Regions from separate parts of the Homo sapiens genome. Here region 2 is linked to region 1. The links are chromatin contacts, found by Hi-C or POLR2A ChIA-PET in ENCODE. All regions are on one chromosome and are shown on one strand. The core of a region is the stretch at or near the end of the contact, and the rest is flanking DNA. Distances in the headings are between cores, read along the strand shown.

Region 1 (3,489 bases), core at 355-2,854:
GGCAAACCGCCCTTGGACCAGCAACCAAGGCATCTCCTAGGAATTTGGAAATTCGGACTCTTAAGACCCACTCCACCCCTATCGAGTCAGAATCTGCATTTTAACAACATCCATAGGTGATTGTAACCACATTCAAATCTGAGAAGCTCTAGGTAAGAACAGATCCTTTCCTCTCTCTGGGCTTCAGTTTCTCCCCGGCACAAAGGGGCTGTGTCTCTATGGTCCCTCCCAATTGCAGTTTTCTAATCTCGTTTCTTGTAGTTATCTGAGTCCCTATAAAAAGGCAGCTGAAGCTAGGAAAGGTGGCTTACCTCTGTAATTCCAGCTATTTGAGACGCTGAAGTGGGAGGCTCGCTTGAGCCCAGTAGTTGGCAGCTACAGTGAGCTATGATTGCAGCACTGCACTCCAGCCAAGGTGACAGAGGCAGACCCTGTTAAAAAAAGAAAGAGAGAAATAGAGGAAAGAAAGAAAGAAAAAGAAAGAAAGAAAGAAAGAAAGGAAGAAAGAAAAAGGAGGGAGGGAGGGAGGAAGGAAGGAAGGGAGAGAGAGAAAGAAGAAAGAGGGAGGAAGGAAGGAAGGAAGGCAAGCAAGCAAGAAAGAGAAAGGAAGGAAGGAAGGAAGGAAGGAAGGAAGGAAGGAAGGAAGGAAGGAAGGAAGGTGGGCGGGCGGGAAGGCAGGCAGGCAGGCAAGGAAGGAAGGAGGAAAGAAAGGAAAGAAAGAGAGAAAGAGAAAGAAGGACAGGCCAGGCGCGGTGGCTCACACCTGTAATCCCAGCACTTTGGGAGGCCAAGACGCGTGGATCACCTGAGGTCAGTAGTTTGAGACCAGCCTGGCCAACATGGTGAAACCGCGTCTCTACTAAAAACACAAAAATTAATCCGGGCATGGTGGCGCGCGCCTGTAACCCCAGCTACTTGGGAGGCTGAGGCAGGAGAATTGCTTGAACCCGGGAGGCGGAGGTTGTAGTGAGCTGAGATAGCGTCATTGCACTCCAGACTGGGCGACAGAGCGAGACTCCGTCAAAAAAAAAAAAAAAGAAGGAAAGAGGAAAAGAAAGAAGAAGGAAGGAGGAAATAACGAAAGAAAGAGAAAGAAGCAGCTGAAAAGGTCAAAGGATGAGTGGCCTGGCTGAACAGCCCCTGCTGCCTACAGCCGGACGCTGGTGGGCACTGAAGCTGCAGGTCTGGAGGGAGTCCGAGGAGCGAGGCTGCGTGGGATTACTGCTGGTGCTAGGGCAGGCACCTGCCATCTGGACGGGAGTGGAAGGAAGTCGCGGGGCAGTAATAGGGGGCAGCAGGCGCTTTGAGGCGCCTTGGGGTAAGTGCCGCAGAGACCCAGCGGGAATGCAGGATGGCAGGGCGGCCTCGGGGCGGCAGCAGGCACTGCGCGGTGGCCCAGGAAGACGCAGCGCGGCCGGGCTGGGGCGCAGGGCGGCTTCGGGGCGCCAGGGGGCGTTGTGAAGTCGTGGCCCGCTCCGGGCGGTCTCAGGTGCCTGGCGGCCTGGGGAAAGCACCTGGGCAGGTGGGGGCGGGGCCTGGGGAGGCGGGTCCCTAGGGGGCGGGGCCTGGCCGGCCCACAAGAGCCCGCGGTGGCGCTGCCAGGGGATGCTAGCCCGAGAGCGAGCAGAGGAGCAGCGCACCCGCACGAGCCTTGGACCCTTTGGAACCGAAAGGTGAGTTCAGCCGGGTTGGGTCGGACCAGCTCGGGGGTTCTGGGCACTGGAGCGGATGCCGGGCGCCAGGGCGTCGGACGCCGTCAGCGCGGTGGGTGGCCGAGCCAGCATCAGCCGGTGGCGGCTTCCCGGTGCCCGGGATGCTGGGACACCTTGCCCGGGCGGTAGCGGCCAGCTCTCCCGGGTCTACCCACGCCGTGGCCCGGAGCACGAAGCCAGTCGAGAGCCACTCAGAGTCCGGGGGTCTGGGGGTCCCGGGCCACACCTGGCCTCTTTTCTCCGCCCAGCGCCTGTTCAGCCCCCTTCCCTGCCGGGGTGAGTCGCGTGGACCTGTCCGCTACTGTTCCTTCTACCCTCTGGAATGCTTTCTCCGGGGTGACTTGGTGCAGAAAGAAGCAAACACTTGAAGTGGGCTGGTTGGATTCGCTCCAGCGCCTTCAGCCGGCGCTCCCCCGGGGCAGACGTGGCTTCCGCCACAGGACAGCGCCCGCTCGCTCCGCGCAGGGAGGGCAGGGCTGCGGGGTCGCTCGGCAGGAGCTCGGGTCAGGGCCCTGAGGTTGAGTTCAAGTGATTTCTGCACAGGACTCGCCCTTCGGGACGGGCACTGATCGGGAACTCTCCGGTCCAGCGAACCCAACGCTAGACTTGGGGCAAATCTCTCATCCCTCTCCAAGCTTTGGGGTCCTGCACTGTGGGATGGGGGACAGGCAAAGTCGGTGGTAGGTGAGGAGGGGGTGCACGGAGCCGCTGCGATGAGCCAGGGCCCTGGAATTCTAAAGAATCCTTCAAATCCTTTCTACCTGTGTGGTCTTGGGCAAATTACCTAACCTCTGTGCCTCAGTTTCCTTCTCTGTGAAATGGGCCAAGTAATAGCACCTCATATAACTGTAGTGAGGATTAAATCAGGTAGTGTGTGAAAAGGACTGAGTGGGATGCCTGGGAGTACAGAAAGGGATCAATAAGTGATAGCTGCCATTATTGCTGCTTTCCCTGCTGCTGTTATTATTATTAATGATTGAAGAGCAGCCTAGTTAGTCGTTAAAGGGACTCCTAGGTGCAAATCCCAGCTCAGCCACTTTCTAGTGTGACCTTGGGCAAGCTACTTAACCTGTCAGCGTCTGTTTCATTTGTACAATGGAGGTGGTTGTGATACCTACCTCAGACGATTATCGTGAAAATTAAATGAGGTGACAGCTGCAAAGTACTTAGAAGAGTAAGTGCTGGGTATCAGCTAGTAATTCTTCCACCAAGGGTATCACATTGGCTCAGGCTGCATAATCTAATGGTAGCTACAGTCTTGTTTTGCTTTGAAGTTGAAATATTATTTATATGAATATTTTATCTGTTTTGCAAAGAGCAAGATCAGTTCCCTTCCTTCACTTGGGGGCTCCTCTGACATTGTCGACTGATCCATTGGGGTCAAGGTCGGTTCTGGGGAAGGGGCTGATGGGGCAGAGGTACCCCTGAGAGCTGGGGATAGGAGCTTCCAGAATCACAGCTTCTGTTGAACATTCACAGAGGAGGGCTGCAGTTTTATTTGACAAGCAATTGAACCTGGACCTAGATTTTAAAAACAAACTCTCGCTAATTTTTTTCTTTCTTTCCTTCTTCTTTATTTCATTTTTTATTTTTTTGGATTGTAGTGAGGGAGGAGGTAAGGATAGGCAATATTTTAAGTGATAAAAAAATAAATTATATTCCTCTTGCCCAGAGGCTACTAGCATCATTTTGATGGTGTTCTTCATCCCAGCAAAATCATATCAATCTATGGAGGGTTTAGAGCAGTTTGTCTGCTCTGGACATCTCACCTCCATGC
Region 2 (3,489 bases), core at 450-2,949, 340 kb after region 1:
AAGGCAGTATGAATGGGATTCCAAATTTGGCTATAAAAATGTAATTTTCTAGAACGGATACTGTCTTTTTTTTTTTTTTTTTTTTGAGACAGTCTTGCTCTGTCACCCTGGCTGGAGTACAGTGGCACTATCCTGGCTCACTGCAGCCTCCACCTCCCTGGGCTCAGGTGATCCTCCCACCTCAGCCACGCCAGTAGCTGGGATTACAGGTGTGCATCACTACACACCACTAATCTTTGCATTTTTTGTAGAAACAGGGTTTCACCATGTTTTCTAGGTTGGTCTCGAACTCCTAGGCTCAAGTGATCCACTGGCCTTGGCCTCCCAATGTGCTGGGATTACATGCATGAGCCGCCGTGCCCAGCCCTGGAAAAGATACTCTCTAAACAACACCGAAAAAGAACACGCTCAGGGGAAGGAACTGGTTTCCCACACACTAAAGTGAGCCACCTGCAGCCATGATCATAGAATATGACTCCCATTGACCACAGCTGATTGGACCAGGGGTAGACACCTGACCCAGGCTAGGCCAATCAGATTCTCCCCTGCGAGTTTGTATGTGGAATATTGGTTATTTAATTGGTGATGTAGGAGAAGAGAGATGATTTACCTTCAGGGCTAGGGCAGCTGTTGGCCAACTGCAGAGATAAAGAGAAAGGCAGCCTGCAGAGGGAAAACAAGGGGAGCAGACACACAGAGGGGTGAATGTTAGAAACTGTGCCATCTCAGAGGGCCGAGTGGCTGCCTTTGGTCCCAACAGGTTTCTAGGTACAGATTCCATTCTTTTGTGAGGTCCAGTTGGAAGTCCTGCCCTTTAGATCTGTGAGAGTCCTAATTCTTCCAATAAATTCCTTTCATGGTTTCAGTTAGTCTGAGTGTGTTTCTATGCATTGCCACCAAGATCACTGTTTCTAAGGATGAAAATAATGGTGATAGTTACCTAACATTTATTAAATGCCATGTAATGTTCTAAGAACTTCATATATGTTGCCAGGCGTGGTGGCTCATGCCTGTAATCCCAGCCCTTTGGGAGGCCGAGGCAGGCGGATCACCTGAGGTCGGCAGTTTGAGACCAGCCTGATCCACATGGAGAAACCCCGTCTCTACTAAAAATACAAAATTAGCTGGCTATGGCGGCACATGGCACATGCCTGTAATCCCAGCTACTTGGGAGGCTGAGGCAGGAAAACCACTTGAACCCGGGAAGTGGAGGTTTCAGTGAGCCAAGATCACGCCATTGCATGCCAGCCTGGGCAACAAGAGTGAAACTACGTCTCAAAAAAAAAAAAAAAAAAGAACTTCGTATATGTTATCTATTCCAATCCTTACAACTCTTTGAGATGGGTACAATTCTTATTCCTATTTTACAAACAAGAAAATTGAGGTACAGAAAGTCACATGTGAATAAGGGGCAGAATGTTTCTGAATCTAGACAGCCTCTGTGCCCTTCACTGCTGCACTATACCCTCAAAACACTGGGGATGGGCTTGAGGTTATTTAAAATGTATGAAATTCCTTCAAACACTTTTACTTAGCCAGGTGTGGTGGCATGCACCTGTGATTCCAGCTACTCAAGAGGCTGAGATAGGAGGATCTCTTGAGCCCAGGAGTTAGAGCTACAGTGAAATATAATTGTGCCACTGCACTCCAGTCTGGGCAGGCAACAGAGCAACATCCTCTTAAAAAAAAAAAAAAAAGTCTTACTGATCCTGAGCAAAACCCTCAAACAGAAGACAGACGTCTGGAGCTGCTTTCAAGATAGCACAGCACACTTCACTTGAGGAAGTAGCAACAGCTTTATTAATTTCGCTTTTTTATTAATTTCTTGTTGAGACAGAGTGTCGCTCTGTTCCCCAGGCTGGAGTACAATGGTGTGATCTTGGCTCACTGCAACCTCCCGTTCTGTGGGGGTTCAAGTAATTCCTGTGCCTCAGCCACCCAAGTAGCTGGGATTATAGGTATGTACCACCACACCTGGCTAATTTTTGTACTTTTAGTAGAGATGGGGTTTCACCATGTTGGCCAGGCTGGTCTTGAACTCCCGGCCTCAAGTGATCTGCCTGCCTTGGCCTCCCAAAATGTTGGGATTCTAGGTGTGAGCCACCAGGCCCAGCTCTAATTTAGTATTTTTTAAAAACTGTGGTAAAATACAGAAAAATATAAAATTTACCATCTCAGTCATTTTTAAATATACAGTTCAGCGGCATTACGTATCTTTATAATGTTGTGCAATTATCACCACCATTGACCCCTGTAACTACATCTTGCAAAACTGAAACTCTATACCCTAAACAGTAACTTCCCATTTCTGCCTCCCCAAGTCTGACAACCACCATCTTATTTTCTGCCTGTATAATTTTGATTATTTTAAGTAATTCAAATAAGTAGAATCTTACAGTATCTATCCTTTTAACTTTATTTTATTCATTTTTTTTTTTTTAGACACAGGATCTTGCTCTGTTGCCCAGGTTAGAGTGCAGTAGTGCATTCATAGCTCACTGCAGCCTTAACGCCTCAGCTCAAGTGATCCTCCTACCTTAGTCTCCCAAGTAGCTGGGACTACAGGCATATGTCACCTCACCTGGCTAATTTTTAAATTTTTTGTAGAGACAGGATCTCACTATGTTGCCCAGGCTGGTCTCCAAACTCCTGGCCTTTGACAAGCCTACCACCTTTGCCTCACAAAGCATTAGGACGTATTTGTCCTTTTGTGACTGACATTTCATTTAGCATGAAGTCCTAGAGGTTCATCCATGTTGTAGATATACCAGAATCGACTTAGTATTTTGACCACTCACTTTGTTAAAAACACTCACTTGACCATGAGCCAAGAAGCTCCTTTTAACCATTCTTAATGTCTTAGAAACAGATGCTCTGACAACACTCAGTAGATCAGAGTTAAGCTTGGACTCTGGATCGGCACAGATCTGAGTTTAAATCTTGGTTTTGCCTCGTACTATAACCTCGGAAGTTTTAGTTAACTTTTCAGAACCTCGGTTTCCATATCTGTAACAGAAAAAAAAAATACTGCTTCTCTCATAGTGTTATAAAAAAAATTTACTGAGATGATGGACTAAGGCATTTACGAGCATTATCTGACACCTGGGAGAGGGTGAGGCTCATATAAGCGCACAATAAATTACAAGTATTATTATTGTCCCCTTCTGTGGTCAACCACCTGTTGTTTCTGCCATTACATCATCTTCTGGAGAAAGCTCCCTAGTTTTCCTTGAGAACAACTTTTCCTCCATTGCATATAATCCCTGTGAAACTACCTATTACTGGCCAAGGAATGGTAGCAGGACCTCAGATAGCCCAACAGATACTTGCTCCTCAGAATCTGAACCTTGAGCAGAGTCATCCAAAACTGAGGGGAAAACACGGAGAAATTAACAACAACAAAACGGCTGTAGTTCATGTGTCGCCATCAAAGAACTCAGACAAGATTGGCCATTAGCTCCTGTAGCTAGTTCCTGTCTTTTCCAAAAC

Evidence for each region. A loop is a pair of places that touch in the nucleus more often than their neighbours do. ChIA-PET counts read pairs that join two places held with the same protein, here RNA polymerase II (POLR2A). Pooled maps may share reads with other maps.
Region 2: a loop to region 1 is called in a pooled map, with 3 times the contacts of the local background. The contact joins the enhancer-like site here to the promoter of SCNN1G in region 1. A Hi-C loop is called at or near these places in 5 of 50 pooled maps. POLR2A ChIA-PET finds 5 or more read pairs at or near these places in 2 of 52 experiments (activated CD4-positive, alpha-beta T cell and activated naive CD4-positive, alpha-beta T cell).

What each region holds. Positions count from the first base shown.
Region 1 is chr16:23,181,141-23,184,629 of GRCh38, forward strand. It overlaps SCNN1G (sodium channel epithelial 1 subunit gamma), which reads left to right and starts at 1,605. Exons shown (of 13, transcript NM_001039.4): 1 at 1,605-1,673. RefSeq lists a silencer at 1,327-1,576.
Region 2 is chr16:23,518,977-23,522,465 of GRCh38, forward strand. It overlaps EARS2 (glutamyl-tRNA synthetase 2, mitochondrial), which reads right to left. Exons shown (of 9, transcript NM_001083614.2): 9 at 1,778-3,489. It also overlaps a transcript of GGA2 not described here. Among named protein-coding and RNA genes, the nearest start is that of GGA2, 10 kb to the left of the region's middle. Within about 2 kb of position 1,700, at least 3 of the 41 ENCODE cell types and tissues checked have a DNase peak (open chromatin) inside an H3K27ac peak, as active enhancers do.